2 separate regions of the Homo sapiens genome follow, and region 2 is linked to region 1. A link is a loop called in an ENCODE intact Hi-C map of the cell type or tissue named here. Cell type or tissue: CD14-positive monocyte. All regions are shown on one strand. Each heading gives the region's core, and the rest is flanking DNA. Links, peaks and the distances in the headings are about the cores only.

Region 1 (2,912 bases), core at 112-2,611:
ACAAAGAGATTGAAATAACTAAAAATAAGCAGAAATTCTAGAGTTGGAAAATGCAATTGACATACTAAAGAATGCATTAGAAGGCGTGGTGGCTCACGCCTGTAATCCCAGCACTTTGGGAAGCTGAGGTGGGTGGATCACCTGAGGTCAGAAGTTCACGACCAGCCTGGCCAGCATGGTGAAACCCCGTCTCTACTAAAAATACACACACACGCGCACACGCACACACACACACATGTGTATTGGTGCATGTCTGTAGTCCCAGTTACTCAGGAGGCTGAGGCAGGAGAATCGCTTGAACCTGGGAGGTGAAGTTTGCAGTAAGCTGAGATCCCGCCACTGCACTCCAGCCTGGGCGACAGAGCGAGACTCCATCTCAGAAAAACAAACAAACAAACAACAAACAAAAAAACACACAATGGAGCTCCAATTCCCATCTGGCAGCAGACTTTTCAGTGGAAACCTTACAGGCCAGGAAAGAATGGCATGACATTGAAAGTGCTAAAAGAAAAAAAAATTACCCTAGAATAGTATGTCTGGTAAAAATATTCTTCAAACATGAAGGATAAATAAAGACTTGCCCAGACAAACGAAAATGAAGGGTTTCATCAACACCAGACCTGTCCTACGAGAAATGCTAAGGGGAGTTCTTCAATCTGAAAGAAAAGGATGTTCATGAGCAATAAGAAATCATTTGAAGGTACAAAATTCACTGGTAATAGCAAGCACACAGAAAAATACAGGGTATTATAACACTGTAATTTTGGTATATAAACTACCATTATCTGTTTTTGTTTTGTTTTGTTTTGTTTTTTGAGATGGAGTTTCACTCTTGTTGCCCAGGCTGGAGTGCAATGGTGCGATCTCGACTCCCTGCAACCTCCTCCTCCCGGGTTCAAGAGATTCTCCTGCCTCAGTCTCCCGAGTAGCTGGGATTATAGGCATGTATCACCACACCCAGCTAATTTTGTATTTTTAGTAGAGACAGGGTTTCTCCGTGTTGGTCAGGCTGGTCTTGAACTCCCGACTTCAGGTGATCCACCCACCTAGGCCTCCCAAAGTGCTGGGATTACAAGCATGAGCCACTGCGCCTGGCCAACTACTCTTAAGTAGAAAAGCTAAACAATGAACCAATAAAAAAACAATAACTACAACATTTCAAGGCATAGTACAATAAGACATAAAGGGAACCACATTAAAAAGCAGTGGGGGCTGGACACGGTGGCTCATGCCTGTAATCCCGGCACTTTGGGAGGCTGAGGCGGGTGGATCACAAGGTCTGGAGTTCAAGACAAGCCTAACCAATATGGTGAAACTCCGTCTCTACTAAAAATACAAAAATTAGCCAGGTGTGGTGGTGTGCACCTGTAGTCCCAGCTACTCAGGAGGCTGAGACAGGAGAATCGCTTGAACCATGGAAGGCAGAGGTTGCAGTGAGCTGAGATAGCGCCACTGCACTCCATCCTGGGCGACAGAGTGAGACTCCATCTCAAAAAAAAAAAAAAAAAAAGCAGGGGGGGAGGAAGTTAAAGTGTAGAGTTTTTATTATTTTTTTTTTCATTTTGCTTGTTTGTTTGTTTATGCAACCAGTGTTAAGTTGTCATCAGTTTGCCGGGCGTGGTGGCTCACGCCTGTAATCCCAGCACTTTGGGAGGCCGAGGCGGGTGGATCACGAGGTCAGGAGATCGAGATCATCCTGGCTAACACAGTGAAACCCCGTCACTACTAAAAATACAAAAAATTAGTTGGGCACGGTGGCGGGTGCCTGTAGTCCCAGCTACTTGGGAGGCTGAGGCAGGAGAATGGCACGAACCCGGGAGGCGGAGCTTGCAGTGAGCCAAGATCGTGCCACTGCACTCCAGCCTGGGCGACAGAGCGAGACTCTGTCTCAAAAAAAAAAAAAAGTTGTCATCAGTTATCAGTTTAAAATAATGGGTAATAAGATAGTATTTGGCTGGGCATGGTAGCTCATGCCTATAATCCCAATACTTTGATAGGCTAAGGCAGGAAGATCACTTTAACCCAGGAGGTCACAATGTTACTCATTTTGCCTGGGTAAATGGCAAAATGTTGACTCTACAATAAAAAAAATTAGCTGGGTGTGGTGGCATGTACCTGTAGTCCCAGCTCCTGGGGAGGCTGAGGCAGGAGAATCACTTGAACTCAGGAGGCAGGGGCTGCAGTGAGCTGAGATTGTGCCATTGCCCTCTAGCCTAGGTGACAGAGCAAGACTCCACCTCAGAAAAAAAAAAAGATCATCATGACGAAGTGGAATTTCTCCCAGGGATGCAAGGATGGTTCAACATACACAAATCAATTAATGTGGTACATCATATCAACAAAACGAAAGACAAAAACCATATGATCATTTCAATTGATGCTGAAAAAGCATTTGATAAAATTCAACACTACTTCATAATAAAAACCCTCAAAAAACTGGGTGTAGAAGAAACATACCTCAACATTATAAAAACCATATATGACAGACCCACAGCTAGTATCATACTGAATGAGGAAAACCCGAAAGACTTTCCTCTAAGATCTGGAACATGACAAGGATGCCCACTTTCACCACTGTTATTCAGCATAGTACTGGAAGACCTAGCTAGAACAATTAGACAAGAGAAAGAAACAAAGGGCGTCCAAATTGGAAAGGAAGAAGTAAAAATTATTCTTGTTTGCAGATGATAAGATCTTATATTTAGAAAAAACATAGACTCCACTAAAAAACTATTAGAACTAATAAACAGGGGGCAGTCATGCCAAGCACCTTAATTCATTTTAATGGTGGAAATAATGGACACATATGCTTAGGGAGTTCAAGTCATCTCACTTATGACATATAGACAGAATGAAAAACTATTTTTTTTAGCAATATGATTCTTCTTTTTTTTTTTTTTTTTGAGACAGAG
Region 2 (2,912 bases), core at 186-2,685, 56 kb after region 1:
CCTGCCTGGCCAACATGGTGAAACCCCATCTCTACTAAAATTACAAAAATTAGCCAGGCATGGTGGCAAGCACCTGTAATCCCAGTTACTTGGGAGGCTGAGGCAAGAGAATTGTTTGAACCCAGGAGGCGGAGGTTGCATTGAGCTGAGATTGCGCCATTGTACTCCAGGCTAGGTGACAAAAGTGAAACTCTGTCTCAAAAACAAACAAACAAAAACACAAACAGCGTGTGGTACACAGTGAGAGCTCAAAACTGTCAGTCACTGCTATTACTTTCAAAGCACAGAAGCGGGTGAAGGGGAAATGGGCCAGAGACCAGGCTGGGAGGCAGGTCAGATTCAGACCATAAAGAGCCTTATCTGCTTCAGTAAGCAGTCCAGACTACTTCAACCTGCAGGTGTGACAGGCAGATATTTGAATTTTTTTTTTTTTTTTTTTGAGACAGAGTCTCACTTTGTTGCCCAGGCTGGAGTGCAGTGGTGATGACCTCAGCTCACTGCAACCTCTGCCTCCTAGCTTCAGATGATTCTCCTGTCTCAGCCTCCCCAGTATCTGGGATTACAGGCACCTGCCACTACGCCTGGCTAATTTTTGTATTTTTAGTAGAGATGGGGTTTCACCATGTTGGCCAGGCTGGTCTCGAACTCCTGACCTCAAGTGATCCACCCGCCTTGGCCTCCCAAAGTGCTGGGATTACAGGCATGAGCCACCACGCCAGGCCTCCTAATTTGAATTTTATTTATTTATTTATTTATTTATTTGAGATGGAGTTTTGCTCTTGTTGGCCAGGCTGGAATGCAATGGCGCAATCTTGGCTCACCGCAGCCTCTGCCTCCCGGGTTCAAGCGATTCTCCTGCCTCAGCCTCCTGAGTAGCTGGGATTACAAGCATGCCCCACCACTCCCGGCTAACTTTGTATTTTTAGTAGAGACGGGGTTTCTCCATGTTGGTCAGGCTGGTCTCGAACTCCCGACCTCAGGAAATCCTCCTGCCTTGACCTCCCAAAGTGCTGAGATTACAGGCGTGAGCCATGGTGCCTGGCCTGAAATGTTTTAAGCAGGAAAGTGAAAGCCTCAGATTTGCAATTTAAAGATCCTTCTGACTTCTGGGGGCAGGAAAGGGGGGCTGTATTCACGCACGACTGCATTTGTTAGGACCTATGACAGATGACCTGCACATGTGTGTACATCCATGCTTACCTGTGTGTGCGGGAACCTTCCCACAGTACAAGGGTGTGTTCTAGCAGACATGTGTGCATGAGGAAAGGGGCCCAGCCAGTGCCCTGTTCCAGACCCCACTGTCTTCCTATGCTTCATGGAGACAGAGAGAACTGTGTGTCGGGCCAATGCCCCCTTCACATCACCGCATGGCCTTGGCTGGTGTCACGCACTCTGCCCTCCTTGAAAGCTCTGCTGACCGCAGATGCCTTGTGTGCCTCATGCAGGGTACACCCTGAATCCTATTCTCATGTCCTCTCCAGCCTCTTTTGAGGCCTCTGCTCAGGACCTGCCTTAGGGGCTCATGTGTGCATAGCAAAGGTGCCTATTCATCGGGGGCCAGCAAGCTGGGGGACGTGTATTTGGCAGTAGGGACCTGGTTATTGGGGAGCAAGAGCATTCCTGGAGGGCCTGGGCCAAGTGCTGGATTTCAGATATTGTGAAATCTGAAGATATGGCTCCCCACTGGCTCCTTTAAGCAGCCACTTCCCCAGGGCACTGAAAATAGGACTCCTTAGGCTAAGTGGAACATTTGGGGAAGCAGGACTATTGCACAAATTGGCCTTCATTGCTCAGTCTTCCCTGCTTCGCAGCTGCACTGGGTACCTTTGGGACCAAGGCCCTGTTTCAGCCCTTCCCAACCTGCACTAGCTGGGGCCTCTGGTCCAGAGTGGCCTCATTAGTTTCTCTGAAAAGCCAAAGTCTCCTTCACCCCTCACCCCAAGTTCAGCAAACTTTCCCATTACAAAGCCCTTTCACCAACCTTAGTTTCATTTGCTTCTCACAGAAACCCTGAGAGTGGCCATTGTCAGTTCTATCTCTCAAAGGAAGGAAAAGACTCAAAGGTTATGTAGATTGCTCAACCATCTGCACGTTTATTGCAGCCAGACAACAGATCCCCGAGTCCCTGGCTCCCAGTCATTCATTAATTGAGGCTGAGGGGTGGGTGATTAACGTTTTCTCAGCAGCTTCTATGTGCCAGGTGCTTTGCGTGTTTCTTTTATTTAATTTTCAGGCCAATCTTCCCTGATAGGAATTATTATTGCCGTTAATAGGTGAGAGGCCCCTAGAGATGAAGTCACCTGCTCAAAGGCATGTAGTTAGTAAGTTCTGGAGCTAGAACTGGAACTCAGGTCTGCCTGATGACAAATCCAGTGGTCTTTGCACCGATCCATGCTGCCTCTTGGCTGCACCCATTGATCAGCCAGGCTAGCCCTTTTTTTTTTTTGAGACGGAGTCTCACTCTGCTGCCCAGGCTGGAGTGCAATGGCACAATCTCAGCTCCCTGCAACCTCCGCCCCCTTGGTTCAAGCGATTCTCCTGTCTCAGCCTCCTGAGTAGCTGGGATTATAGGCGTGTGCCACCATGCCCAGCTAATTTTTTGTATTTTTATTAGAGACAGGGTTTCACCATATTGGCCAGGCTGGTCTGGAACTCCTGACCTCATAGACTAGCCTTTTAGGACACAAAATAAATAAGGCTTGGGCCAGTGTAGACAGTGGTTAGGCCAGGTATGGTGGCTCACGCCTGTAATCCCAGCACTTTGGGAGGCCAAGGTAGGTGGATCACCTGAGGTCAGGAGTTCAAGACCAGCCTGGCCAACATAGTGAAACACTGTCTGTACTGAAAATACCAGCACAGTGGTTCACGCCTGTAATCACAGCACTTTGGGAGGCCGAGGCGGGCAGATCACG

What was found. A loop is a pair of places that touch in the nucleus more often than their neighbours do. Peaks named below come from ENCODE experiments on the same cell type or tissue, not always from the same donor. Only the 100,000 strongest peaks of a DNase experiment are listed, where the experiment ranks them.
Region 2: it touches region 1 in a loop (8-fold over the local background); 8 of 110 quality-filtered maps call a loop at or near these places.

What each region holds. Positions count from the first base shown.
Region 1 is chr16:29,947,477-29,950,388 of GRCh38, reverse strand. No RefSeq gene overlaps it. Among named protein-coding and RNA genes, the nearest start is that of TMEM219, 13 kb to the left of the region's middle. In CD14-positive monocyte, for the core only: no CTCF peak of the experiment used is centred there; no DNase peak of the experiment used is centred there.
Region 2 is chr16:29,891,175-29,894,086 of GRCh38, reverse strand. The region is part of intron 5 of SEZ6L2 (seizure related 6 homolog like 2); the gene reads left to right. Among named protein-coding and RNA genes, the nearest start is that of SEZ6L2, 6.9 kb to the left of the region's middle. In CD14-positive monocyte, for the core only: no CTCF peak of the experiment used is centred there; a DNase peak (open chromatin) is centred at 1,736.